3 separate regions of the Mus musculus genome follow, and regions 2 and 3 are each linked to region 1. The links are chromatin loops, found by intact Hi-C in ENCODE. Cell type or tissue: heart. All regions are shown on one strand. Links, peaks and the distances in the headings refer to the core of each region. The heading gives the core; the rest is flanking DNA.

The links. Hi-C counts contacts between places; a loop is a spot of excess contacts. Peaks named below come from ENCODE experiments on the same cell type or tissue, not always from the same donor. Only the 100,000 strongest peaks of a DNase experiment are listed, where the experiment ranks them.
Region 2: it touches region 1 in a loop (1.9-fold over the local background); 2 of 42 quality-filtered maps call a loop at or near these places.
Region 3: a loop joins it to region 1, with 2.4 times the contacts of the local background. A loop is called at or near these places in 3 of 42 quality-filtered maps.

Annotation. Positions count from the first base shown.
Region 1 is chr15:79,375,696-79,385,342 of GRCm38, forward strand. It overlaps Tmem184b (transmembrane protein 184b), which reads right to left. Exons shown (of 9, transcript NM_172608.1): 2 at 2,769-3,018; 3 at 1,352-1,517. The coding sequence starts at 2,960. Gm52190 (a long non-coding RNA gene) reads left to right here and starts at 3,001. Exons shown (of 2, transcript XR_003951550.1): 1 at 3,001-5,057; 2 at 7,350-8,601. In heart, for the core only: CTCF peaks have their summits at 2,108, 3,460 (motif pointing right), 4,942 (motif pointing left) and 5,142; DNase peaks (open chromatin) are centred at 2,176, 2,906, 4,946, 5,316 and 2 weaker places; H3K4me3 peaks cover 537 bases; H3K27ac peaks cover 2,649 bases.
Region 2 is chr15:79,436,826-79,446,472 of GRCm38, forward strand. Csnk1e (casein kinase 1, epsilon) reads right to left here and starts at 5,232. Exons shown (of 11, transcript NM_013767.6): 1 at 5,103-5,232; 2 at 1,947-2,034. The coding sequence starts at 2,022. In heart, for the core only: no CTCF peak of the experiment used is centred there; DNase peaks (open chromatin) are centred at 1,806, 3,616, 4,026, 5,296 and 5 weaker places; H3K4me3 peaks cover 3,787 bases; H3K27ac peaks cover 5,398 bases.
Region 3 is chr15:79,319,496-79,329,142 of GRCm38, forward strand. Pla2g6 (phospholipase A2, group VI) reads right to left here and starts at 8,876. Exons shown (of 17, transcript NM_001199023.1): 1 at 8,140-8,876. Gm20420 (a long non-coding RNA gene) reads left to right here. Exons shown (of 3, transcript XR_003951549.1): 3 at 1-89. In heart, for the core only: no CTCF peak of the experiment used is centred there; DNase peaks (open chromatin) are centred at 4,146, 5,060, 6,436, 8,176 and 1 weaker place; H3K4me3 peaks cover 1,528 bases; H3K27ac peaks cover 5,466 bases.

The DNA.
Region 1 (9,647 bases), core at 721-8,720:
GCCAGGGAGGGCTACACAGAGAAACCATGTTTCAGGGGCACGGGAGTTTGAGGCTAGGGCTGGAGAGATGGCTAAGCAGCTAAGAGCATGGGCTGATCTTCCAGAGCATCATCCTGGCTTTCAGTTCACAGAGCCTTCTTCTGGCCTCCTCAGGCACTACATACACACGGTGCCCAGACATACATACACACCAGCAAACATTCATACACATAAAAGGTAGACAGAGAGTCAAAGAATATAGGTCACACTGGGCAGTGGTGGCTCACGCCTTTAATCCCAGCACTTGGGAGGCAGAGGCAGGCAGATTTCTGAGTTCAAGGCCAGCCTGGTCTACAGAGTGAGTTCCAGGACAGCCAGGGCTATACAGAGGAACTCTGTCGTGAAAAACAAAAACAAAAACAAAAAAACAAAGGCTATAAGGTTACACCTCAATCCCAGAACTAAAGAGGTAGACATAGGCCGATCTCTATGAGCTCCAGGTCAGTCAGAGATATAGCATGAGACACTGATACCTGCTCCCTGCTCTCCCCACTAACCAAAAAGTCTGAGGCCAGCCCAGGCTACATGAGATCTTCTCTCAAAGGGGGAGGGGATAGTGCTGTCACGTGCCTGGCTCTGTTCCCACGGAGTGAAGCCTCCTCTCAGGGCTGTATCCACTGAAGGAACAGACAGTGCAGGGACAAGGATATGACATTGGTGAAGAGACAAGATGAGGGTCAGTCCCACTCGGGGCTGGAAAATCAGACCACGCCAGCTCCTAACACCGAGGAACTACCTACTGCTGAGCTGGGGTGGAGGCTGATGTGTCTCCTAAAGAGGTTGTGGTAGGGGACACAGAAATAAGGGGGAATGTGTCAGAAGGCGCTAAGGAGGGGGTGCCAGTCCTTTCCTTTGAGGCGTAACAGAGCATCACAGGGGGACACATGGGCTTGCAGGCCAGCTGTGTAAATCCTCCCCCAATACCCATGGTTCCTATCCATAGATGGATCATTTAGAAGTTGCCAACCAGGCTAGAGAAGCCAGAGATGAGAAATAAACGAATCAGAGGTAGAGCTCCTGCCTCGAGGCATCTGTGAAGGCGTCTTGGGATCCCCCAAACCAAACCATGTCTGTAAGCAGAGACTTGGGTTACATGTGGATGGTTACCCGTCCATTAGCGACAGATGGACAGCCAGGTGGGGAAGAGGGATCCAGATCTATCCTTGTGAGGTTGGTCCAGAGGCTCCTGAGAGACTGAGGAATGACGTGCCAGCCTCAGGTCCTAGAGATGAACGAGGGATGTGCACCCCCCTGGCCCCAAGGCCCCCACTCCCCAACCTTCCTCCCAAGCCCCGCTCCAAGGTGTGCTCACCCTCATAGCAGTCTCGGACGGTGCCGAAGTACACGTAGTACTGGTCATTGGTGAAGAAGAGGAGGCTGAGCCAGGAGTCGAAGGCGTAGATGGGCACGATGAAGAGGATGCGCACGATGTGGCGCTGCTCATTGGGACGGCTGTAGCAGCGCAGATGCATGTAGATCTGAGGGAGGGCACTAAGTCAGCCAAGTCCCACTACTACCACAGCTGCCTCCCACCTGCCTGTCTGCCCTCTTCCTCCTGCCTGCTCCATGGGAAGAGGATGGCTCCTGACATCTGTCTCTACCCTTCCTTGCTCTATGGGCTGATGCAAGTTACCCACCCTGAGCCTCAATCCTGCTCTGGAAAACTAGATGACAAACCTTCCATCGTGAGAGTCCAATCAAAGTGACCACATAAAGCCGGTGTGACACTATCTACAGGCCACCTTCAGCTACAGGGGACAGTAGGGCCACAGTGTTGTTGAAGTTGCGGTCCTCAATGTGTGCTCCTGTCATTCTGCCTCCCCAAAGCCAAGTTCCCAAGGTCTCACAGCAGCAGCAGCACTGAGTTAGCTGAAGGGCTGATCAAGGGCGAGTTGAAGCCACCTGGCTGTGGCCACTCTGCCTTGTCCCTTCACAGATGCTAGAGAGGGTGGGGTACTCGAGAGCCTCCCTCTGGAGGACCTGGACACACTTCCAGGCTGTGTGGCCATAGTGGTGTGCTCACACTATGCCCAATCCGCTGAACTAAGGCAGCACTGACTGCAATATCCCCAGGGAGGCAGGAGAAGGCAGTGCAACTCTGGGGAAGCAGAGCTAAGGGCGCAGCCCGACTCTCATGACATCACTCTTGGCCCAGCCCAGGCCAGCCCTGACTAAGGAAAAGGACAAAACATTTCCATCCGCTGTGAGCCAATTTCCTTGGCCACTAATGGATCTGAAAGAGACTGAGATGCACGGCAGCTGGTGAGGGGCTGCCAGGGGCCTGAGCAGACTCATCCAACCCTCTACATGGGAATCCAGCAAGCTCCTCCTTGGGCACCCAACCTCCCCTGAGGGCGAAAGGACAGGAAACAGGAGACCTGACTTCTCTTCCTGAGCTGCCACCAGCTCCTCAGCCACCTCCCTCAGGCTCCCAATAATGTCTAACTGCAACCGTTCCGTGGCTTCGGCTGCATATGTGCGTGGCCAGCAGATTCTGAGCAGGTCGTAGCAGACAAGCATCTGTGTGTCTCCTCACAATCCCGATGCTCCAGTTGCTACTGGACTGGAGGTGAATCCAAAGCCACCACCTGCTTGCAGGGGAGCTGGGGTGCGGGAGAGAACCCCAGGAAGCAGGGCTTACGCTCCTTGCCTGGCCGGCCTGAAGCATCCTTTGTGGAACTAGAAACCACTTGGGACACTAAGGATGTTCCCCCATCACACCAAGGTACCTGGTGGCAAGTGATGAGCAGAGCTGTCCACACAAAGAAGCCGGAGATGGCCTGGGCGGCAGTGGTCATCAGGAACACAGGGTGCTCCATGGCTGTGGGGCTGCCCTCGGGGGTGGCAGAGACGCTAGGTGAAGCTGTTGTGGTTGTGGGTGACGCTGGGTCTGGGGCCAGCGCGGCCCCCCTCACTGTCATGGTTCCCAGCAGCAGCAGGCTCCCTGAGAGGATCTCGTGCCGTGAGTGACGGGCTGGCCTAGGGAAGAAACGGGAATAAGCGAGCGAGCGGTGGTGTGCTGTGAACAACCCTTCCAGGTCTGCATCATGGGCCTAGCCATGCCCCTGCTCAGCCCTTGCCCTGGCATCTCTGGGCCAATACACAATGGCCTGTGATGTTCTGAGACCTTTGTCACCTCAATCTTCCATAGTAAGTTAGGAGGCCAGAACATGGCTGGGAAGCAGGGTACAGAAGAGTGCTGACCTACAACTGCTAACAACAGCTTGACCACTGCTACCCTGCCAGTCCCTAAGTACTGTTGCCACAAGCTGGAGTCCTCACGTGGCACACGGAACTGTCCCATGGGCCTCTTTTCACTCTCCTATTTTTTTTTCTTTCAAGATTTATTTATTTATTATATGTAAGTACACTGTAGCTGCCCTCAGACACTCCAGAAGAGGGCGTCAGATCTCATAACGGAGCATGCATGTGGTTGCTGGGATTTGAACTTGGGACCTTCGGAACAGCAGTCAGTGCTCTCAACCACTGAGCCATCTCGCCAGCCCCTTGTCACCCTCCTTTAGAGGCTATGTATAGCCTAGGCAGGCCTTGAGTTCAAATCCTCAGTGAGTGAGGATAAAAGGCCTGTGCTGCGCTGATGTGACAGAATGGCTTTTCTTGTGGTTGCTGCTGTTTGGTTTTTGTTCTTCTGAGACAGGCTTTCTCTGTGTAGCCCTGGCTGTCCTAGAACTCACTCTTTAGACCAGGCTGGCCTTGAACTCTCAGAAATCCGCCTGCCTCTGCCTCCCAAGTGCTGGGATTAAAGGTGTGCTCCACCACTGTCAGGCTTGGCAAAGCTGTTTTATTGCTATGGGAATCTACCTGAAGGGCCTGGCTTTTGAGATTTCTCTCAGACTTCCATAATGGCTAACAGTCACTCAATCCTTCGGGTCCCAGCTGTGCTATCTGGGACATAAAGTTATGGCTTATCTTCAAATTTCAAACTATAAAACCTAGGACTTCACACATGCCAGGAAAGTACTCTATCTCTGCCCCCGCCCCACCCCCACCTCAGAGAAATCATCTTCTAACTCAATGTAGGAATCCACTTTCCCAAAACCCTGCCCAGACACTTCCCCAACCGGATACTCCAGGCCATTTCACATGCCCTAGCTATTCTCTAAGGAACACAGGGTCTGCGTTCGGTCCACGGGTCTCTCTTCCTGCCTGCTCAGAGGCAGTAAGTCCCCTATTCTCATCTTTGAATCTCCAGCACCAAGTCCAGCAGCCAAGCGATCTCTAATGCTCAGCCTCATTACCAGCTTTCGATCTGCATCTCCAGAGATGGTGAGTGAGGTGGGCCACACAAGAGCATGGCAGAACTGAGGAACGTCAAGGGACTTTCCGGTGGGAAAGCGAAACCAAGGGAAGATGGCATCTCTGAGGAAACAAAGCCTTTCTATGTCTAGACAGAGCTAGGGTCCCATCTGAAATGGAGACGTCATCCTCACGCAGCCCAGAGGAGAGCTGCTGACAGGTACCCACCACATGTCTGAAAATTGGGGCAAGGCTGGGCCAGAGACTAGAGCTACTTTCCAAGAACAAAGCTTTCCAGGAGCATCAGAATGCTCTTAAGGAGTGTGGTGCCCCAGATTGACAGCCACAGTGACAGCATTAGGAGGGGGGTCTTTGGAAGGTCAGGAGGGTAGAGTCCTCATGAAAGGGATCAGTACCCTGGTGTGAGACCCCTTCTCTACAACTTGAAGACAAAGAAGAGTTGCCTATGAACCAGAAATGAGCCCCACTGGACAGCGTGGTCAGTGCCTGGATCTCAACTGCCCAGCCTCTAGAACAGTGAGAAACAGGCTGGTTTCCAGCATTCTGTTATGGCAGCCAGAGGAGTCCAACTGCGCCTTCTACCCAGGCATCAGAGCCCTACAAGTCTCATCCTCCTCAGTGCTGCCACCTACTGACGGCGGTCAGTACTACCCAGCCATCAGGTGACCTGGAAGGCCAACTGCCCAAACCCCAGACTGCCAGTGACCCACTCTGCACCAGTGCGCGCACAGCTGAGAGGGGTGAGTGGGGAGAGAGACGGGGGGGGGGGGGGCTACTCTGCACCAGTGCACGCACGGCTGAGAGGGGTGAGTGGAGTGAGAGAGAGAGAGCGAGGGCACATCACAGACACTGGGAAGAAGCCTGATTGAAGCTTGAGTCCCCAGCTCCATCATCAGCCCAGGTGACCAACCTCACAGTCCCTTGCAAACCCCAAAGCTGACATCCAGGCCAGGATGTAGTGACCCCTCGTCTTTGTGGGGTCCAGACAACTCACACCTACCCTATGGTCCAGACCCCACCTTGCCCGGCTGTCCGCCCGCACTCCTGCTGGGCTCCCACTCACATCCAGCCTCCACATCTAGCTGTCAGAACACCGGGACCCAGGCAGAGCCCTTGGATTGCTCTCTTCCACATCGACAATCCCTAACCACCAACTAAAAGACAGATTCAAGACTCAAAAGCAGAGAAGGAATCTAAATTGGGAAACTGAAAAAAACGGAGAAGGTGTCTGTGTATGAGCACTGGTGGCAAGCTCTGGAGAGAGACGCCGTGGCAGCCTAATAATAGCTGCTGTAGGCATGGCTGCCAAGTTGAAAGCTAGCGCCTGAGACGTTTCTTTAGAAAGGTTTGCACCGTGAATCAACGTCTTTGCCTGTCACCCCAGATGAAAAGGATAAACATGGAGTGGGCAAAGAGACCCCTAAATCTCCAGCATTTCCTCCAAATATTATCTTATGTTTGTTTTCTTTCCCCTCATGGCAACTTTGAAGTGATATTATCTACATCTTGGAAACAGAATAAAGATGTGAAACTTGGCTTCCAGCCCCCTACCAAATGATTTGAAGGTTTCTAGAACATTCTCTCAGATCACAGTTAAAGCAATGTCCTCACTCTGGTCCCCTCAAAAGGCAGGTGTATCAGCTCCTCCACCCAGACCCAAGGCCCACATGGAGGCTGCCGACCACATCTGCAATCCAGTCCACAGCACCCTAAGCTCTGCACCTGCTCACAATGCGCACAGAGGGCGAGGGGAGCAGATCCTGGGACCCACTGCTTACAGGTGCACAGGCGAGAAGAGTACTGGGTCCCACTGTCCTATAGCTACAGACAGATGTCTTCCTGGGAGGGAGCACTCATGACCCAGATCCCAGAGCAAACAGCCCATTGGCTTGGTGGAGCACCTGGCCCCTGCGGCAGGGGGAACCGCAGCTGGTCTAGCACCCTCTAATCCGCATGGTCTCTGTGGCTTCCCTTTTAAATACAGTCCACGTTCCTCAAGGTGGGGAGGAAACATACAAGACGAGGCTTAGATTCCAACTGCTCTAGCAGATTCCAATTCTTTTTTGGGGGGAGGGGATAGGGGGTTCATCTGTGTGCATGTGTGCTTGTGTGTGCCTGCAGTTGTTTTTGAGAGTCTCTCGCTGGCCTGGGGCTTTCCAATTCAGCTCCCCCTTCTGTTTTTAACGTGGGTTCTGGAAACAAACTCCAAAACTCATTCTCGGTGGTTAGCACTTTAACCAAGAGCTGTTTCCCCAGCCCATGGCTCCCGGTCTTAGTTGAGCAACTGTCAAAATTCTGCCAAGGGTATGGCAGAGGGTGGTAGGGATCCAGTAGGGTCACTTCTCTGAGGAAATGTCCTGAAGCCTCTGGACCCTCATGATCTTGGGAAGACACGGCCTTGACCTTGAGGAGCCCAAAGCTCCACGCTCCTGCAGCACCACACTGCAATGTGGAGGTCACATCCGATCACGCTACACAGAGGCGACTGCCTGGGGGTCAGTGTGGTCAGGTGTCTGATGGGCAAGGATCTACCAGCAGCATCTAAACCCAGAAGAGTCTGAACATACTAACTTCAAGCTCTGAAGGTGCTGGGTGGGATTCCTGCCAGAGGAGTTCTACAGTGTTCCAGTGCAACTACGTCCGAGACGAGAGGGTTCTAGTCTACAGATGTCCCAAGGATAAATGGGCTTACAATTAGAAGTGACTATTTTAGGACTTGCAAGATGCTTGGGTAGAGGCACTTGCTGCCAAGCCTGATGACCTGAGTTCAGTCCCTGGAACTCACATAAAGGTGGAAGCTAATCCTCTGATCACTCCTCAATCAATCAATCAATCAATCTCTCTAATCTCTCTCTCTCCAAATCTTTCTCTCTCTCTTTCTCCAATTTCTCTCTCTCTCTCTCTCTCTCTCACACACACACACACACACACACACACACACACGCACACACATACACACACACACAGAGTAATAATAGCAATTATTATAATAAATAAAATAGCACTTTAAATGAACCTGGGCGTAACTGCAGGAAGTCTGACACAGACGGAACATGCGCACTGCAATGATCGACAGTGCACTTACAACTAAGCCTCGAGGGTGGCACCTGTCAAAACAATTGCAGCCTGGATAAAGGAGGAGAAAGCAGGAGATGAAGAGAAAGCATCTTGCGGGACAATACTGAAGGCTGGCTGTCCTCTGCTGATCTAAGATGACTATTGTTTAAAAGACTCTGCTGTGAAAGACATTGGTGTAAAATGTAAACAACCACCAATTAGTTTGTTTTTGCTTTGTCCTATCCTATTCTTATGACTGTGGACTTGTGTTCAGATCAATATTATTTGTATCACTTCATGCTAAACCTCAAACACATGCTTTCTGGTGGTGGTGGTGCTGCTGCTGCTGCTGCTGCCAGAGTATGACTAGGTGACCCTGGCTGGATTTGAACTCATAGAGCCCCATCTGTCACTGCTCTGAGAAAGGAGAGAAAAGAGTGAAATGTTAATACTGTGAGAGCTGCGGCACTGTGGAGTGGTGGGGTGTGTCTGCAGCACAAACCTGGGCAACAGTCAAAAGTTCAACTGTACCATCCAATCTGAAGAGAGCACTGGCTAGGTTGATAGCTGGTGTGCACATCATCAGACGATAGAGAAGAAAATGAAAACCACAGAGAGGTATCCCCAGAACTACACAATGAGAGACAGTGTTGATGCAAATGCTGGCAAGGAGGCAGAGAAACTGAACCTCACACACAGCGCTACACTGGCATGAAGATAAAGCAGAACACTGTCAAGCCATTTCTTATGCAACCATGCAGCTTGGTGTGGCAGCCCAGCCCAGTAGTCCCAGCCCTCAGGAGGCTGGGGCAGGTAGATTGCTTGAGCTTTGGTATTCATAATCAGTGCACCGGCCAGAACTGTCAAAATTTGATAAATCTGGAATCACCAGGAAGATGGGATTTTTAAGCCAGGCTGAAGGGGATTGGGTTAATTGATATGGAAAGACTTGCCCACTCTAGGTGACACCATTCCCTAAGCAGGAGATCTGACTGGTCTAACTGTGGAGAAAGCAGCTAAAAACAAGCACACATGTATTCACTGGCTTCTTTTGACTGCTAAAATGTTGACCAGCTGCTTCAAGCTCTAGATGCCTTGACATCTTTACCTTGATGGACTAGAACCAGGAACTCTTGAGCTATAATAAGCCCTTTCTCCCTTAAAAAGCCTGAGAATAGCCCAAATGTCTGTCAACAAGCGAATATAGAATAAACCACTACATCCAGATCTTAAGACTATTTCTCAGCATTAAAAAAGAGTGTCTGCCTGGTCATGGTGATAAACATCTTTAATCCCAGAGTTTGGGAGGCAGAGGCCAGTGGATCTCTGAGTTTGAGGCCAGACGGGTCTACAAGGTGAGTTCCAGGACAGCCAGAGCTATAGAATACAGGCTAAACCCTGTCTTGAAAGAAAAACAAAACAAAAACAAACAAACAAACAAACAAAAAAACAACAACCCACAGCCCCAACACTAAGAGAAAGAAGTCCTCTCTGTTAGGCAGAGCTATTCAAGACTCTTAAAACACTCAGCCTATTGCTAGTGCCCTCCAGAAGTGGAAGTTAAGCCCCTATTGCTAAAGACACCATATACCTCAAACACAGGGCCCAGAGTTCCCGAGCTGGAACTGGCCTGAATGCTTCCTCAAGAGCTAGCTTCCAGGCATTATATACAAGCTCTCAAAAGAGGATACAGGGGCTGAAAAGATCGCTCAGTGGTTAAGAGCACTGGCTGCTTTTCCAGAGGTCTTGAGTTCAATTCCCAGCAACCACAGGGTGACTCACAGATCCATCTGTAACAGGATTTGATGCCCTCTTCTGGCCTGCAGGTGTACATGCAATACAGAGAGAGCACTCATACAGTAAACAAACAAACAAACAAACAAACAAATTTATTAATTATATGAGTACACTGTAGCTGTATTCAGACACACCAGAAGAGGGCACCGGGTCCCATTTTTTTGGTTGTGAGACTCCATGTGGTTGCTAGGAAATGAACTCAGGACCTCTGGAAGAACAGCTAGTACTCTTAACCACTGAACCATCTCTCCAGACCAAATAAATAGATCTTAGAAGTGGGGAGGGGGGACGTGACCAACAATGGTCTTACCAGGCTATGATGCCCAGGAATCACCACAACAACCAGCACGGCACCACAACCCTACGGATTCGGTAATGGCACAAATACTGTGGCAGTGACCAACAGCTTTCTAACTGAACTTAAGACCTGCTCAAAACCAGAGACGTCACACAGTACTGGAAACCTAGCCAAAAGA
Region 2 (9,647 bases), core at 481-8,480, 61 kb after region 1:
CAGGAAGTCCTCCCCCTAGGGAGGCAGACCTCAGGAACAAGGGACACTGGCCTCGGTGAGTGACCTTGGGCTGTGCCTCTCCTTCTGCAAGCTTTCGGATCCCTTCTGCAGAAGAGGGGCCAGCACTGGGTGTTCTTTCAGACAGGTGCCTGAGAGATGCGCACACATTCGCGCTCACACACACACACACACACATTCCTTACACTTGTGCTAGGCTCAGATAAAGAGACAGGATAGCTCAGGTAACTTAGGAGCACTGAGAAGCAGAAACTGGCCCACCCAGTTCCCAAGTCCCTCCTCTCTCCTTCCCTACCACACAGAGGTCTTTACAGGCTACGACGCCCCCATTTCCTTGCTATTTGCTTCTCAAGCCTTCACTGGATATCCACTGTGGACAGGCCACATTCTGGGCCCCCGGGTGGGGTTGAGGAGCAGACCCAAAATTCCTTACATTAGCTCCTACTGAAAGGAATGACAGGACCCAGAGGCACTGTGATTTCTTGAAACTTATTCTTTGAACAGTTATCCCACTACTTTACAATGACTTAGCCATTAACTCCTGGGCTTGAGCAATCCTCCTGCCTCAGCCTCCCGAGTAGCTCCATCTGCAGGCACACACCACCACACCCCATAGAGAAACAGCAAGCTGTTTACAGCACACCTGACACCAAGTACAAAACTACTTCACGGCTGTTTCATTTGTGTCCTGCAACAGTGCTCGGGTCATCTGGGGACACAGATGGGGGACACTGAGGTCCCAGGGCAGCTGCCCGAGATAAAGTCTAGAATCCAGAGATGTCTGTCTCCCATTTTCTCTTCTACCCCTACTCAGTGAGGCTGTGGGGCTGAGGCGGCCCCAACTAGAGCAATCCCTGGCAGCCACCTTAGCCTTCTGCCATCAGTAGAAAGGGACAGCCTGGGTCACACAGGAAATGGGGAGCACCGAGAACAGGACACGGGGGCTGCCTTGTGGGCGACAATGTTCAGAAAGGGGCTTGTAGGTAAAAGCTAAGAAGGCCTCTGTATCCCCTACCCACTGCCCTGAGGCTTGCTGGACGGCAGAATTCATACTTGACAGTGGACAGGGGCTCTGAGCACCAGGGAAAAGAAGCCCTTGACCGAACTGATTAATGACTACAGCGTCCTGATATGTCCCTTTCCTCTGCCCAGGGCAGAATGATTCATCTTCGTTCTCTAAGGAGGAAAACAAGAGACAGCCAGGCCCTACTCCTGAGGACACAGGGCAGCACCAAGGATGACCTAGGAGGCTTGCCACCACACAAGCAACTCCAAGACTCAAAACTCCATCCGTGCAGTTTACCAAGCAAACTCTCCCCTCCAGGCTGACAACACTCAAAATGGCGCATGGCTGGCCAGGCTAGGAAGGCGACACTTGAGGGGGATGGGGGGGGGGGGTGCTGAGATGCCAGCAATCTGCCTAAAATGACATCAGGGACACATCCAGGGACAGGGAGCTCCCAGAGCAATGAGATCCTTCCTCTGTCATTCCAAAGGAGGCCCAGGCTGCATTCCAGAAAGCCACATCTAAGGGAGAGGCCTGGACTTCCGGGGAGCCTCCCCAGGGCTCCAGGACAGCCAAAACATTTTCTATCCATCAGTATCCTTCTGCCAGGACCCAAGGGCTAGGGATGCCAACCCAGCCAGGGCTTTCCCATGCCCCATGGAGACCCAGGTCAGCGGCAGCTGGAAGCCTGCTAAATATATCTCCTCTGCTCTTGCAGCCTCCTGAGCCCTGGCCTGCCCAGCTGTGAAAGAAGACATTCCCCAGACCACCTGAGCTTCCTTCTGGATCCGGGATGACCCTGGAGGCTTGTAAGCCATGCCAGGCAACCAGAGCAAACTCCTGCTCCCAGATCCCAGGTTCTCCCCTCCTCCTCATCCCAGAGCCGCCCCAAAGGGCCACAGCTGGAGGCCTAGCTACTTACCCAGGTAGATGTCTCCAAAGGAGCCACTGCCGATCTTTCGGCCCAGGCGATACTTATTTCCCACACGCAACTCCATGCTTCAACCTTGCTGCGGGAGAAGCAGAAACAGGTCAGAGACAGGACCTCCAGCAGCAGAGGGCCCAGACCCTTCCTCCACCAGGGCTGGCAGGCTCCTCCTCCCTCCCACTGTCTGAGAAGCAATCTGGCTTCACTTAGCTCAAGGGCAGTCAGGTGTCAGGTAGTCCTCATGCCCACACACCTGGGCACGGCCGAGGCAGGTTTAGAACAAGTTTCACTTAGTTCAGAAAAGATGGGCTCTGAGCCAAGGCCCAGGAAGGGACCGCCAAGCAGACCCGATGGGCTACGATGGGCTAAGGCCCTAAATCAAGGACAAAGGGTAAACAACAGGGAAGGGCCATGTCTAGTGTCTTGTGCTCAGCAGTGAATCTCCACCCATCCTTAGAGGTGAAAAGGCCAAAAGTCTCTCCAAAATGCTTTACACTCTGCATACAATCTGGAGACACTTAAAATACCCCAGGGACGTCCTGGACCCCAGGAATCTGATAGAAATGGGAGGAACGGGGTCCACAGAAATAGACCATCCTGAAAGCTATAATAGCCCGTCAGCAAGTTGCAACCTCCAGGATAAAGGGAAGAACGTCAAAGAGCTCCTTGGTACCACGAGACTCCTGAAACCACAGGCTGCCCACCTCTATCCTTGCCTCTGGAGGGCTAAGCTGGCCAGTTCCAGCAGGCCTCATATGAGAGGACCTGATCCCCACTGAGAGAGGCAAGGCAAGGTACCTCCCAGGGCCTCCCAGGCTCTACCCAGGCCACAGAGAACCACTTCTCAGGTCTTTCTGCACACACATCTTATGCGGACTCTCAGGGAGACTTCCTTGAAGACTGGAAGTAAGGGCTTCCTGAGACAGGTCCCATCCCTGTGGGTCTAAGCTGCATAGCCTGCTCCTTCCTCAGATGAGGTGGAGGCCCCAAGCCCATGGATAACAAGGATTGGACCATGGCAGGGATCCCTCTGTACTGGCCTGGTAGAGGTTGGGTACCTGTGTTCCAGGTCAGCAAAACAGAAGACTCAATGAATGGGGGCAGGTTTGGGCTGCTGGGGAATGGGGAGGCAGGGAATAGTAAACTATGAGACAGGGAGACTGGTTCCTTGGTGCCTCTGCATGGTTACACATGAGCTGGTGTGAGGGAACAAGAGGGCACTCCTTTGGCAGATAGATGGGAACCGGAGCCCAGAGTGGCCTTGCTACCATCCCCACAGAAGCTAGCCAATGGTAGAAATCTCACCTAGGACCAAACAGGGGTCCAGCTGGCCCACCTGGTGGCCTCCTACCCAGAACTTATTTCACTCCAGGCTTGAGAAGTAAAACCCTTCGGTGAGACAGTGACTGCTGGCTTGCTTGGGGGTAAGGGGTGCTGACCCTTTCCCTGTGCCAAGCCTGCCCCCAGATACCAGGCCTGGAAGGAAACCAGGAGAGATTCACTGGGGCTCCTCCATCAGCCCCAGAAGCGAGAGAGCCAAGCCAGGAGAGACACCCTAGCCTAGTACTAAGTCCCCGAGAGCCACCACTGTCCTTCTACCAGCCACAAGGAAGTGGCTGCCGCTGGGTGCCAGCCAAACTCTGGGCTCTCCCATCATGGGTCTTTGCCCACATGGCTGAGTTGCCCTGATTGCCAAGAACAGGACTGCATATCTGCAGAAAACCCACCAGCCTGGCACCACAGGTCCACACATGGTCCAGCTTGCTAAGGGCACCCGCCAAGGGGAACATGGGAGTAGAGGCTCACACTTAGGATCCCTACAGGAAAGGGGGGGCTGGCTGTGTACTCACAAACACCCCCCCCCCCCAAAGCCGGGTTTCCACTAACGCCGACTCAGAGACCATACATGGCATCTGGGAAAGCCACAGGTTAGGAAAGGAACATAAATATACTGCATCCTATATTACATAAATACCCACGCCAGGTTATATAAATACCAGTGCCCTCTGTCTGGGAGTCTTACATAAATACACTGCACATGACCCCCCAAGCCCCTCTCCACTCACGGCTCTCTGCACAATCACCAACCCTGAAGGACCCTACCAACGCCAGGGTCTCCCCACCCTGGAGACCAGAGCCCTGGAGTCTAGCGTGTCCCAGCCCTCCTCCACTTAAAAGCCCCCCTCCACCGCCACCCCAAGAAATTGACTTTGGGGTGGGGGCTCCTTCAGGAAATCAGAGTAGCTTTCCAATTCTTCACTCTGTCCCTTACGGGAGGGGTGGGGGAGGGGAATAAACAAAGTTAAAAAAAGGGGGGGGTGGCCATGAGGAGTCAAGACTTCTCAGCTGGTTAGAAAAATTACAACTACAAGCAGCTGGGCACATGGGCAGTCCCGTGTCACCCTGCCATACACACACACCTCCTGACACACACACCACCCACCTTCCACAGGGCCAAGACCCTGGTCAATGAATCAGTAGAATAAAAACTGAAGGAATGCCCTAAACCTAGGAAAGGCGTCCCAAACGCAAGTATTCATTGGAACTGCACCCCCTTCTCTCTCTCTCTAGACCCCCTTTCCAAAGGGAGGCTATGCTAAGAAATATGTGGGGAAACTCTGGACAAAGTAGGGGGAGGGGGTGGCCTAAGTCGCAGCCCTGCCTCTGAGGCGCCCAGGCACCCAGCTTTCACAGGCTTGAAGCACAAGGCTGTCTCGCACACCGCAATGAGAAGCCAAGCGATAAATAACCCCCTCCCTTCTTCTCGCCACAAAGGAAAACAAAGCCGGTGGCCCGGGTGACCACGCACCCCATCACTTAGGACCCCCGCGCGCCCCCACCCTACGCGAGAACGGCCTCGGTGACCCGGAGCCCAGGACACAGAGGAGGGGCCGAGGCCGGCCCGGAACCCGAGCGCCCCCGGGACCCCAGCCAGGCCCCTGCCGCAGGTCCCCCGCCCCAACCCGGGGCCGCCTCGGTGCACCCGGCGGCCTGCGAAGCGCCCGTCCCCTCCGCGTCCCCGGCCGCGCCTTTGTCCTCACGGGCGGCGCCCCCAGCCCTGCGCGGATGCGCGTGTCCGCCCCGCGCTCGCGCAAAAAGAAAACACAAAGAGGCGGAGGGAACCCCGCTTCCCCGGCCCCCGATGCTCACCGCGCCGGGGCGGCCGCCGGGGCGGATGCCAGAGGATTCGCCGGGCCGCGGGCGCGCCAGCCTCTCCCCGGCCCGCTGCGCTGCGCTCGGCCCGGCCGGGCTCAGGCTCCGCGCTCCGCCGCCTCCCGCCGCCCGCCCCCGCCGCCGGCTCGCGCGCTCCCTACCCGCGCGCGCGTCCCCGCGGTTCCCATTGAGCCCCGGGCCCGCCCGCTGATGTCATCCCCCGCCCGCCGCCGCCGCCCCGGAGGATTTAAAGGGCCCGCAGCCCCCGGAGAGCGTGTTCTGACGCTGCCACCCTGGGTGAGGGGCACACAAAACTAAGATTTCCTATACTCAGGCCTTGCCCTATCTCCAGCCAAAGCTGCGGGGACCCCCGAGAGAATCAGCTGAGACTCCTGGCACTGCAAAAGAGATTTAGGGCTCAGTAGCCTGAAGGCTGTAGAGAACACTGGCCAGGGGCTTTGGGAATAAAGCATAGGGACTGAGGGGCGTGGACAAGGACCAAGGATGTGTGGTCAGAGAAAACTCCAGGCAGACACTTTTCTTTGCTCTGTCCTCTGCCGTTCAGATCCACTGTGACAGTCCCTCAGATTCCAACGTAGTTTCACCCATTGAGCCCCCTGCCCCTCACCAAGAACTCACACGTGAGTCAGGGACCCAGAGGTGCTCATTCAACAAAGTCATCCCCCAGACAATGCCTGAATGTCCTTAACTGCAAACGAGGAAGAAGGACCATAGCCTTCCCAGGTCATGGGAGAGTTAATGAAGGCTTCCCACCAGCTTCCAGCTCCACCATGGAAGGTCCCAGCACAAGGCTATTAAAATGATATTTACAGTGGGTCATGCAAAGCTCCAACTTATGACACACCTACATTCTCTCTCTACACACACACACAACTGTTACTGTGGACATAGTACCTCTGATCACCCCGGAAGCACATCTCAGAAAGAGTCACTTCATAATAACCGCATCTTCTCCCCGAGGCTGAGGAGATTGCTGGGAGACCTATAGACCAGGTCCTATCACAGGGCAGGAGGGCAGGATACTGTGGCCCAGAGAGGGCAAAAGGTCTGCCCAGGCCCACACAGCCCAGCAAGATGGCCATGTTCATCTGGTGGACCTGGGGATGCCGATCAGAAGACCAGGAGAATGAGGAGGAGCTGCCTCCAGAGGCCTCTGTGATGGTAAACCGGGCAACTGGCTCTCTCTGCCCAGGTGGTGGACTGAGCATGGCCCGCTTGGTGCTTTTTGGCTTTGCGTTTGTCAATTGATTCACAATTGGCAGGTTTTGTATGACAGGCCCGCATTCTCTCCTGAAGCCTTGGCCACGCAGGGCACAAATCCTCACCAGAGGCAGCTGGTCTGGACAGCAGTCAGCCTCAGTGGTCAGAGCCCAGGCCGTGGGGCCTTGGCAAGACTGAGCAGAACACAGCAAGCATCAATGTCCTCCTAGCAATGTTACCACCCAAACCTTCCAACATGGGCCCAGCTTTCCAAACGTAGGCCTGTTCTGCTGCAGCGCCAGGAGAGGCATTCAGCTCATTTAACCCTCTCCAGTGAGGACAGCAGACAGAGTTGATGTTCACTCTGTGGTTTCCAGAAAGGGAATTGGAGGTACCTCAGCCCTCACGCGGGGGTATGGATCAAGGGTGAACCTGTCTGGAGATGGAACTCAGCCAGCGCTGCCTAAAGCCACTCTCCTCCCCTTCTTGGTCATCGCAGGTCCTTTGGAACAAATCTTCCGTCTGGAGTCCACTGTCCCAGCTTCCCTTCCTCATCCTGTCACCTGCCCTCCATTTCAGGACTTGCAGCCTCTCCCAGGCCCACACCCTCCAGCTATAGACTCTCTGCTGGGTATCCAGGGGTAGCTGGTCTTAAAAGTCCCCAGTTCTAACACACACACACACACACACACACACACACACACACACACACACCAGGCCTTCAGAAGAGTACAGGGTGGCTGGACCTTCCTAGACTCCCTCTCCCAGATCTACCCCCCTTGGAAGGTGGCTCCCCACACAGCTGCCTTTTGCCTGAGCCTCTTCCTTCCTACACCCTCATGAGTCCAAGCTGTGAGCCCTCTACAGAGCTTTGCAGCTGAGCTCTAAGGGGAAACAGCCGTGACGCAAAACCCAGTGGAGGAGAGGGAGGAAAGGAGGGAGCCTTCTCCCAAACAGAAATCCTGCCTCATTCTAACAGCCAAGGGCTCCGCCTTCAGCTCCTCGCAAAGATCCTCCCCTCCAACTTCCAGCTTTCAAGCCCAGAGGTATAGCTGGATGGCATCTTTCCCGGGGCCACCCTCCGCTGACCCACAAGATGCAGGCAGACAAACCCAGCTCACCAGGGGCCACACCAGCTTTTGACAGTTCTGAGTGGTCAGGAGCAGATTCCCCCCTCCCCCACCCCCTGCTCATTTCTGAGCTGGACACTTGTACCATTTCTTACTTTCATACCCCTCCGGACCCCTGGGCCCTCTAGAGCACTGGCCTCGGGGCTCAGGCACAGCCTTAGACACCCAGCACAGTGCGGATGAGTCCAGGTCTCTTGACTATGGACATTCTGACTTACCAAGTGTTCAGATTGGTCCTAAAAATGACCTTCCCTTGCATGTCCCTACCTATGATTCTCTTGATGATCTGGGTGCTTCTCTGTTATGACCTCCTGCCCTGGCCCTGGCCCTGGCCATTCAATTGCCTGGTACACTTTCCTGAGAGCCACATGTTCACCATGCTCTTCGGGGGGTGGGGCCCCTCCATTCTCAGGCCTTCAAGAGAAGGCTTTCCTGTCTCCTGACTTAACAATCCTATCGCTGGCCTGCCAAGATGGCTGATTGATGAAAAAAAAACCTCAAGACCTGAGTTGGAGCCTCAGAACCCATATTAAGATAGGACAAGACTAATTTCACAGGGTTGTCCTCTGACCTCTACATGGGCTCTGTGGCACCAATGCAGCCCCACCCACATAGCATCAAACAAAATTTAAAGTCAGTTGTATAAAATCCATCCGGGATCCCGGACTCCTGCACTCTGTCGCCCACAAACACTCAGTGCTATAACACACTCTGGGTGTGTTTGTTGTTTATCTTCTGTCTCCCACTTAGAGGACTTCGGTCCATGAAAGTGGGGAGTTGATGCTATTTTGGCCTCCACTGTGCTGTGAATATCTATAATAGTGTCTAGCACCTGGTATGTGTTTAATAAATAGCTGATTGGAAAAATGGACAGCAAAGAGGTTTCTGCCTCCCCCCCCCCCATTCAAACATGAATGAAGCAGCGCTTGCTATCCCCTGTTATCAGGCCCTAGCAACAGACCACACTGCCGACTCATGAAATGCACCCATCCCTAGAGCAGAGAGTGACCTACCAGAAAGCTTCCTCGCCCAGGCTTGTGAGGGACTAAGCCCTTGGTACCCTCTTTCTAGCTATGTGCCCAGAGTACACATGCCCGCAGAGGCCAGAAGAGGTATTGGATCCCCTGGCTGAAGTTCCAGGTGACTGTGGGCTTCCCACAGAAGCCGTTGGTATGAGCTCTTAACTGCTGCCCCTGAGCCTGACAACCTGCTTCCTAGGACCCGACTGGTGGAAGGAGAGAGCTGACTTCAGCAATGTATCCTCTCTCTGCCTGCCATGGCACGCGCACAATAAATAAACGTAAATTTAAAGCTCTAACATGGCTCAGCAGGTCAGGACCACCAGAGCCATGTCTCCAGCCCTCATAAACATAAACATGTTGAAATGAAAAATAAGTATTTTAGACAGTTGTGGTAGTGAATAAATACCTTTAATCCCAGCACTCTGGAGGCAAAGGCAGCTGAAATTGCTAACCTCAAAGCCAGCCTGAAGTCTATAGAGGGAGTTCCAGGACATCCAGGAAAAAAAAAAAACTGTCTCAAAAAACCAATAACAGCAACAACAACAACAATAGTAATAATAAATATTTTAAAAGTCTGGTCTCCCAGTCAGAGAACTGTGGAGTGCCAGCCAGAGGCTCCCTTCCTCTCCTCCACTGACTTCCACCCCTTCAGGCTGATGTCCAAGGAGGCTGGGGAGCTGGAACCAGGAGTCCTCGTGACTTTAAGAGGCTGGCTTCTGGGCTTGGGTGCAGTAAAGCTTGGCTTTCCCAGCAGTTCAGAAACAGAGACAGGAGTGAGTTTGAAGCCAGCCTGATCTACACAGCAAGCCCCAGAACAGGCAGGGTTACATGTGGAGACCCTGTCTCAAACACCACCACCACCAAGAGACTGGAGAGATGGGGCAGCAGTTAAGAGCTCATACCGACAACGGCTTCTGTGGGAAGCCCATAGTCACCTGTAACTTCAGCCAGGGGATTCAATACCTCTTCTGGCCTCCGCCGGCATGTGTACTCTGGGCACATAACAGCCCTACACACACACACACACACGCCACACACACACACACACACACACACACACAACTAAAAATAAGTTCTTAAAGCAACAACAACAACAAAAGAAAGAAGGAAGCTGTGTTCAAATGCTGAGTCTTTCTAACCGGACAGTCCTAGGCAACTTCCTTAAAGCC
Region 3 (9,647 bases), core at 579-8,578, 56 kb before region 1:
AGAGTAGGCCTGACAGACAGCACAGAGCCCTGCAGTAAGGATGCCCCGAGGGAGCCGGGCACTGCATGGACACTAGCTCTCAGTCTGGTCCTGCTCTGACCCCAGGTTGGAAGAAAGGACTAACCTTGGTGATGGAATGGAGACAAACTGTGGAGTAAGCTAAAAACAGCGTGAGGGTCGCCCATGACACCACCTCAGGGTTTCCCTTTCCAGTTTCAGCAGCTATGGTCTGAAAGCACGCACAGAACATTCCAGAAAAAGTTAACTCATTTGTTGTAAACATTATGCTCTTCAACATGGTGAGTCTTAGACCAGCCTGCTGGGTCTCAGCTGGGTGTATGCGCATGTCTCTTCCCAGGGCGAGAGCACACCGCACACACATGGTCTGTGCAGCGCCTAGCAGCCTGCTTCACTGACAGATGGGTAGGGTAAGTGACCCTAGCGTTACTTAACAATGGCATCAAGGGCTGACACTGCGCTTGTCTAGCACAGAGCAGACTTTTCCAGCCCTGACACTGCATTAACTGGGATGGAGATGGATACCTGGAAACCCAGGACCACTACAGGACAGGGGTGGAGTTCAAGGGCATCCTGGTCCCACACAGTGAGCTTGGGGCCAGCCTGGCACCTGAAAGACAGTACTGCTTTAAATGTTGGCCTGTCTTTACTTAACTACTTCCCCCATTTTACAGATAAGAAAACTAAGACCTAGAGAATATGACTCCATCACTCTGGAAACAGCCGGGAGCTTTGGAAGTCCCTGCTTTTCTAATAATAACGAACCGGTGGGGAAGAACGCAAGTCGTGTCTTCTTCAACACAGGGACAGCCAACGATGGTGGCCCACACCTGGAATCCCAGACTCAGGAGGCTAATAAAGGTAGCCAGCCCAGGCAGCACAGCAAGATCCAGGCCAGTTCTGACTATAAAGTGAGATCCTGTCTTGACAAGCCAAGATAGGGCTGGAGAGATGGTTCACAAGTCAGGAGCACTGGCTGCTCTTCAGAGGATCTGAATTTAGTTCCCCAAGCCCATGTGGCAGCTCATACTCATCTGGAACTCCAGTCCCAGAGGATCCCGTAAGCTCTTCTGCCCTCCACAGATATCGGCTATTCATGTGGTACACAGGCAGGCACATGTGAAGGCAAAATACCCATATACAGAAGATAAAAATAAACAAACCTCAAAAATGGTAAGACATAGGGCTTGATAAAATGATAGTAAGAAAAAAATTACACATTCTTAAAATGGTAAGACATAGGGCTTGATAAAATGATAGTAAGAAAAAAATTACACATTCTTATAGGTGGGACTAAATTCAAACAACAACAACAAATGAACAGTGGCTAGTGGGTCAGAAAAAAGAGCAATATAAAATAAAAGTCACAGCTGGGCATGGTGATGCACGCCTTTAGTTCCAGAACTCAGGAGACAGAGACAGTTGGATCTCTGTGAGTTCAAGAATAGCCAGTCTGGGGCTGGAGAGATGGCTCAGCAGTTAAGAGCACTGAGTGCTGCTCTTCCAGAGGCCCTGAGTTCAAGTCCCAGCAACCACATGGTGGTTCACAACCATCTGTAATGAGATCTGATGCCCTCTTCTGGTGTGTCAGAAGACAGGTACAGTGGACTCATATAAATAAAAATAAATCTAAAAAAAAAAAAAAAAAAAAAAAGGATAGCCAGTCTGGTATATATAGTAAGCTCCATGATAGCCAGGGCTACAAAGAGAGACCCTGTCTCAAACAACAACAAAAACAAACAAACAAACAAAAAAAACCCAGAGACCACAAAGCAGCAGATACAGAGGATGAATGAATCAGTCTAAACAGACAATATGAGGTTATGGTTAAAAATAAGACCACCAGATTGCAAGAGAGCTTGGCACATTTAAGTGCTTGCAGCCAAGCCTGACAACCTAAGTTGATCCTTGAGGAACAAGCAAGGAAGAAGGAGAGAAATGACTTACGTCATCCTCTGGCCTCCACACATGTATCATGACACACATGTACACACACGTGCACTAACAATGCTAAAATGTAATAAAAATCATATACACACTCATTAAAGAGTTAATTATTTCTAGATATCTTTGGGGATCCATCTCATGACCTCACGAACACAAAACAAATACTCTACTAGACTATATGGCCAGCCTCAGGATTTTTTGGCTGAAAATATAGATATAAGAGGATCCCCTCCCCAGACAAACACACACACACACAAACCTGTTGAGGTTTGGTCTTGCTGTCTGTTGCAATGCTAAGTGCAGCCCTGGACTCTGTACATAGACCTGTGACCCTGTCCCCAAGCTATTTCTGATTGGTAAATAAAGATGCCAACAGTCAATAGCTGGGCAGAAGAGACAGAGGTGGGGTTTAGGATCCCCTAGCTAGGGGTCAGAGGAGAACCTAGAGGAAGAAGAAGAGAAGCCTCCATGGGTTAAGTGAGCCATAAAAAAACGCAGCCCTGAGGGCTGGCCAACTGGAGTTAAGGGCAGCCCAGATGAAACATAGTAACTGATAACTCGGGGTTATCTATCGATCGGAAAGTAGAGTTTAACAGCATGGAGGGCAGACAGCTGCCCAGCTCTTGTGCTGTTTAAGGCTTGCTTACTGTAGATATAAAGGTCATGTGTTTCTTTTATCTGGGAACTAAGCAAGCAGTCAAAGGAGGGGTAGAAACCCCAGCTCGGGATTAAAACACACAAACAAATAAATGAGTGCACAAACGTCGAAGTGTGTGTGCTGTGTCAGCCAGTGGCAGGAATCCGTGTGCTGTGGCCCCTGCATCTTTCCATCATGTAGGTGCCAAGAATCAAACTCAAGTTGTCGGGCTAGGTAGCAAATGCCTTTACCCACTGAATAATCTACTGCCCTTGGCAAGAAGACAATCTTACAGGGTATGATGGTTCACATTATGATCCCAGCCCTTAGGAATCTAAAGCGGTTGGATCCAGTCTGGTCTCACAGTGAGCTCTAGGACAGAGTAGCCTTGTCTCAAGTAACAACAAAAATCTTTCCTTTTATACCCCAGCAAGCACTCTGTGTGTGTATGTCACTGGGATGTGCATGTTCAGATGTGTGTGTGTGTGTGTGTGTGTGTGTGTAAATGTGCACAGAGGCCAGAGGTCAACCTCAGCTGCCATTGCTCAGGATTTTGAGATAAGGCCTCCTCAGCAGCTCCTGGAGTTAACTAACTTGTCATGCGAGTTCTGGGGACTTCCCCAGCTGCAGAATCATCAGCACACACCACCACTGAGGACTGGGCTCGGGTCCTCCGGCTTGTGAGAGCTGCTCTTTACCAACTGAACTGTTTCTCTGACAGATTCTGAGTGACTGTCAGCCTGGGCACACCTGGCACCTCCCTCCGCCCCATCCTAAGCTCGTATCACTTCCTCTGCACAGCCACCCTCCCACACGGTTATCCTCGCTTCGAGTGGGAGGAAGCTAAGGCACAGAAAGGCAGCGGGCCATTCCCAAGGTCACACAGCTGACAGGGACAGGGACGAGTGCTACAGTCCAAGGCGAGCAGCTCCAGAGTCTAAGCTTCTTCAGGAGGCTCCCAAGGTCTCTCACCCTAGTGCCAAGCTTGGCTCCATTCAAGATTCTTGTGAGGAAATTTAACTGAGTAAGTATTTTGCACAAACTTCTTTTAAAAAAAAAAAAAAAAGGGACTGGTGAGATAGCGCACCATTCTTCCCTTCCCCCACCCCTACCCCGACACAAATAAAAATGTAAATTAAATCCAAAACTAAAAAAGGCATAGACAGGAGAAGCATACCAGGATATCTGGAGGAGATGAAGGTCCTGGTTACATGAGTAACACTGTTGCTGTTCTCGATTTTCCAAATGGCACACAAAATTACTATGGTTTTATAGAAAGCAGGTGTAGGCTGAGTCCTGGGCTCTGTGGTTTTATGCAGATGTGCCAGAGGCCAGGCCAGATGCAGAGAGGTGCTCCAGGAAGTGGGGCAGGGTGCACCCAAGAGCCTCACTGGTTTAAATCCACTTGTCTGTGGGATCAGCAGCCTCACTCAGAGGAAGTCCTCACCCCAGCATTCTCTGACAGAGACATGTCCCCTATGTTGAAAGGCCTGGCCTCTGTCCAGCCTCCTGGGGCCAGTGTGATACAGGATATGACACAGTAACTAAGGAAAAGGCCAGACGCCAACCCACTGTGACAACACCACCAGCAGCCATTGTTCTCTTCAGGTGGAAGAGAGGAAATGAACTCTGTGGACCCATGGGCCACACACATCCTGGAACAAGCATGGCAGGGCCAGGCAGGAATGCTACAAAGCATTTATGTGCCTACTTCTTGGCATCCTGCCGCTACCATCTCGGCCAGGCTGCCATCAGGGCAGCTAAGGAATCTTCCACTGGGGGCCTCCCTCAAACCTCTTGGGGCTTAGTCTCACAGTTTTTACATTCCTGTAACATTGTTTTCTACTGCTGACAACTGTCACTACTGCTCTGCCCCAGAGCTGGCTCCTAGATGAGGTCATCTGACACAGAACCCCTGTTTCCAGCCAGAGATGCCACAACTGAAAAGGGCCAAGCCAAGCCATTCATGGTGCCAGTGCCGGTGACGACCCTTCATGCAGCCTAAGGTTAAGATCTGTGGCTTCTCCCCTTGTCTCTAACCCATTCCCTGTCAGTGTGCCGCCTTGGTTTGCTTCTGGAAGGCAGATGGTGTCTGTGGACATCTACAGCTCTCCTGGAGGAACGGAAGACAAGACCAGAGAAGAGTATACTCACATCAGAGATGGAGAGATCCATCCAGAGAGGGCCTCAGATGGAGGGTTCAGATGACAAACTATAGAAATACACTCTGGCCACCAAAATGAAAACCAAACAAGAGCCCTGGAGGGACCATGGAAGGGTCTTCAGTGAGCCCCCCAGGAGGGGCTACTTGGGTCCATGAGGGCCAGGCTCAGAGTGTGTGGTCCCTGGGGAAGGACACTGGAGGACAGGACTTGAGTTCTAAGGAAAGACAGAAGACAGCTGAGGGGGGTGGGGAGAGGCCCTCCTGGCATGCACAGCAGGGGTCACAGCTGGGAGGACAGAGGCATGCATGGCCACCATGGGTGATCACTGTCACCTGGACTGGCTGAAGGAGGTCTGCATCCACCTCTGCCGTGGTGAAGGGCGGGTCTCAGGAAGACTGCTCTCACTCTGAGGGTCACTCTCCTGGCAAGGCTGCCAGGCTGTTCACCTTCCCTCCTCCCTTTTGGATGCTTGCAGGTAGAAACTGCTTGGCGGGAGCCATGATCCATCCAGTCCATTCTACAAAACCCAGAATGTCCTCCCTGCTCATGCGAGCCCCCCCCAACCCCCACTCCTCATTCTGAGTCCACTCTCACTCCAAAGGCAGAGTAAGCAGTGGACTGACCCCTCCCTACAAGCCGGCACTCAACGTGGTTCAAAATGGAGGTACATGAGTCTAGGTCATGGTCTAGCCTTACACACATGGCTCCTCTATGGCTGTCTAGCACACAGACTACAAACTGAATGGCCATATCTCCCGGTGGAATGACAGTACCTCACTGCTGATGGACTCTATGCCATATGGATCTCCAATACTTCAGAAAGCCCAAACTCTAGAGAATGTATCAGAATCCTCAGAAAAGGCCCAGCCTGCACTCCAGCCCCCTGACGTGACTCTAGTCATTCAGTCCCAGCAGACAGGTCACATGTGTGCCTCAGTGTCCTTGGGCGCTCCTGCACCTTCACTCCCTGGCCTGTATCACTCCTACCCCCACTTAACATCTCTCTCATAATAGACAAAGGATATGCACTCAAATAAACCTCCCCTTTCTTGTCTCTCAAGAACCAGTTTGGAGGCCACTTCCTCCAGAAAGCTCTTTTCTCCCCTCAGCCTTTCCCCTTGGCAACCCTACTCCATGGGGTCCCTCACAAAGGACCGTGGCACTGCTTTGATTCCTTAGGGTGCATGGCACCCACTTCCAGCAGCTGTTTGATGTAAGTGAACAAATCAATGGACATCTGTGAGCCACCAGCCTGCGTCCCTAAGGCAGTGGGACAGGGATCCCATGCCCCCGCACATCTGGCTCTCACACCACAAAGCAAGGCGGGTGAACCCAGCCTCTGGCTTTCCTCCAAGGACCACCTGCTCCCCCACCAGGAGACCCTTCCTCCAGCACTGCTGCTCTTGGGACTGGTTGGTTCCTCTGGGAAAATCAGTTTTACTGCCCAGCATGGTTCCAACATCGGTTCTCAGTGTTTCAGCCTTTTTAGAGATGAAACTGCCTCCACCTGACACAGACAAGCATGGAGGGAGGAGAACCAGGCCAGAACACCTGAGCCTTCTTGTCTCAGGTAATGGCTGTAGGGGCTTTCAGGAGCACACCCAAACACACAGGACTGCCCGCCAATTCCCACAGCACGTCTCATGATTAGATTACTGGGGTCACCCTCCTGAGCAGCTGACACCTATCCCTGTCCACCCCACCCCACCTCCATGGCTCCAGGCTGAGGACCTGAGGTCCAATCCAAGTACCAGGCCCCTGCTGTCACTTGACTTCCTGCCACTTTTGTATCTGTTCACGCTGCCCAGGAGAGCACACCCTCTACACAGGCCACACTTATTCATGTGTACACACACATACACACACACACACACACACACACACACACACACACACACACACACACGTAAACTCAGTGCTCAGGAGGCAATTCCTTCCAGGATATTCTTAGTTATATCATTCTATTGGATGCCTTGGAAATCCCTCTTAAGCATGCCACCATAATTACATTTAACAAGACAAGCAACCCCTAGGGAGGGGAAATGCTGTAAGCCAACAGAAGGAGCCCTTAGACAACATGACAGTCTCATGGCAGTCTCATGGCTGGTGTCACACTGTAGGGCACAGGTCCCCTGACTTCCTACAGGGTGCAGGAGGAAAGGCATCTGCCCCATGAGCAATTGGATTCAGCAACACGCCACACTGAACAGTGTCTGCCATGGTCCCTTGGGCATAGCTGCCTGGGGCGGGTCACTGCCACTGCCCTCAAAGCTGGAGAGATTCCAGGAAGTTAAGAGCACTTGATACTCCTGAAGAGGACTCGGGCTCAGCTTCCAGTACCTACACGGCAACCCACACCTTCTTTAAAAAAAAAAAAGATTTATTTTTTATTTTATGTATGTGAGTACACTGTCACCGACTTCAGACGCACCAGAAGAGGACATCAAATTCCATTACAGATGGTTGTGAGCCACCATGTGGTTGCTGGGAATTGAACTCAGGACCTATGGAAGAGCAGTCAATGCTCTTAACTGCTGAGCCATCTCTCCAGCCCCCACAAGTCCTTTAATTCCAGATCCGAGTGAATTCAGCATGCATGGAGTGTACTTACATAGATCCGGGAAAAACATTCATATGTATAAAATAAAAATAATTTAAAAAAATAAATAAACTGGGGACTCTCTACAGTGAAAACCTAGCCCCAAAGGTATTAGCATGACCCTGGCAAAGGAGGTCACTGGCCTCCCTTCCCCAGGCTAAGCAGGAACAGCGGGCGGGCGCTAGCTACATCAATATTTGCTCAGTGGAAAGGGAGCAGAGAATAAAGGTAACAGAAATAAAAGCGCCTGGTTGTCAGGGTGATTAATAAACACTGAAAACATGAACAAAGGGGAATGCTCTCCCTTTGGTCCTCTCTCTCCCTATCCCCCAGCCCTTTCCATCCTGCCTATGAAACAACAGCAAAGCAGGGAGCTTGTACAGGGCCACACTGGTCACCAAGCCTTGTCTTCTACATCTTCTCATTCAAATACTGAGCCTCGTGGCAGTCACTAATGTGGGCAGAAAATTCAGTCCTATCTGGCACAGTGAGAAAACAGACAAGAACAGAGCATGGCCTCCAAGCTCCAGAACCACGTGAAGGCAGAGACCAGAACAAAACACTGCACTAGTCTAAGGGTGGAGCTTCAACGAGGCCAAACCAAACCTGCCCAATCCTGTCGGGCTGGCAAGAGGGCAGGTGGGGGAACTTTAGAGGAAGGATTGGTATTTGTTTGCGATCATGTGAACTGCCCATTAAAAATACAGGCAGAGATCCATAAACCCTTGTGCCCTCCCAGTCGCACTCACACCCAAATCCCTAGTCACAGTCACCTGGGTCACAGGCTCCTAGTCGCCAGCTTCCAGGTCATCGGAGGGAGCTGGAGGTGAACCCAGGATTGGAGGCTAGAGAACTGGGAAAAACACACGGGGGAGCAAATGGAAACCGGAGGCACAAGAGAAGATAAGCAGGGAGTTAGAAATGGGGGCTCAGGGGTTGGGCACAAAGGGACGGACGCAGGAAGCAGGTGGCGTGGGGGAAATCGGGCAATGAGGCAGAAAACCAGGAGCACTCAGAAGCGCAGAGAGAGGAGCTGGGGACAGTGGACAGTCCAGGGTGAAAGTCGGGCAATGAATTGGGAGAAGGGTTGATTTTGGAAGTTGGGAAACTGAGGGCGGCAACGGAGAAGAATGCGGTCACCGGATGGGAGTTGGGGACGCCAGGGGATGAAAGGACAGAAGCCGGGAGCACTCAAGGAGGCCAGATAGGAGTTAACGGAGGACATGCCTCAGAGTCGCAGACACGAGGCCGGTCCTAAGCAGGGTCCAGGTGACGACATTCAAGACAGGGGCACCAGGAGGTTTGGGAAAGGGCCGTCAGGCCCCGCCCCCGCCGCGCCGTCACTCACCTCGGCTTACTCAGCACTTCTCAGCCCTCCTACTTCCGCAAACTGACGCGCCCCGCCCACGTGACGACACTACGGCTCTCCACCAATCCACCGAGCCCATGCCGCAGGCAGGCTGTGGCCCCGACCCCAAGCGTGGACCTCGCACGCGGTCAGGCGCCGCCATCTTCTATAACTGCCCAATGGAAGCCGCTTCTGTTGCCAGGGGGCGGTCGGGCTTCTGACTGAAGCCAATTCTGCGTGGCTGATGGGGGCCATGCCTCGGGCGGGCGGAAGTTTCTCGTGAGGGCAGTTTGGCTGACGTGTTGATAAAGGGCAGGAGGCTGTTCCCGGCTCCCTTCGACCTCAAGGAATCCAGGGTGGCTCGGACTCTGAACTTTTCTGTTTCTGGCAACACATGAAGATAATAAGAAAGAAAATCAATAAAGCCACAGGATATAACCGGGAAGAGCCTGCTTTGATGTTGCCAGGTTCTCCCAAACCAAATTGCAAATAAAAATATGGAATTAACGGTTAGGTTGAAATAAGACAAAATAAAAAAAACTTTCAGGTGGGGAGGGAGGTAATACGCGCGCGCATATGTGTGGTGGGTGGTGGCCAACATAGGGTTTCTGTAGACCAAGCTGGCTATGAACTCAGATTGCCTGGTGTGTGCCACAAGCTTTTTTTTTTTTTTTTTTTTTTTTTTTTTTTTTTTGAGATAGGGTCTCCCACTGAATCTGGAGCTCCCCCACTGGGTTAGCCTAGCTGGCTATGGAACTCCAGGAGGCTTCTTGTTTCCTCTTTCCCAGCTTTGAAGTTTAAAACATTTACCTTTTTCCGTGGGTGCTGGGTATCGAACTCAGATCATTGTGACAACTTCACAAGCACTTTTCCTACTGAGGTATCTAACCAGCCCCCGAACAAGCCTAGTGGCAAGTGATAAAACTGTATTTG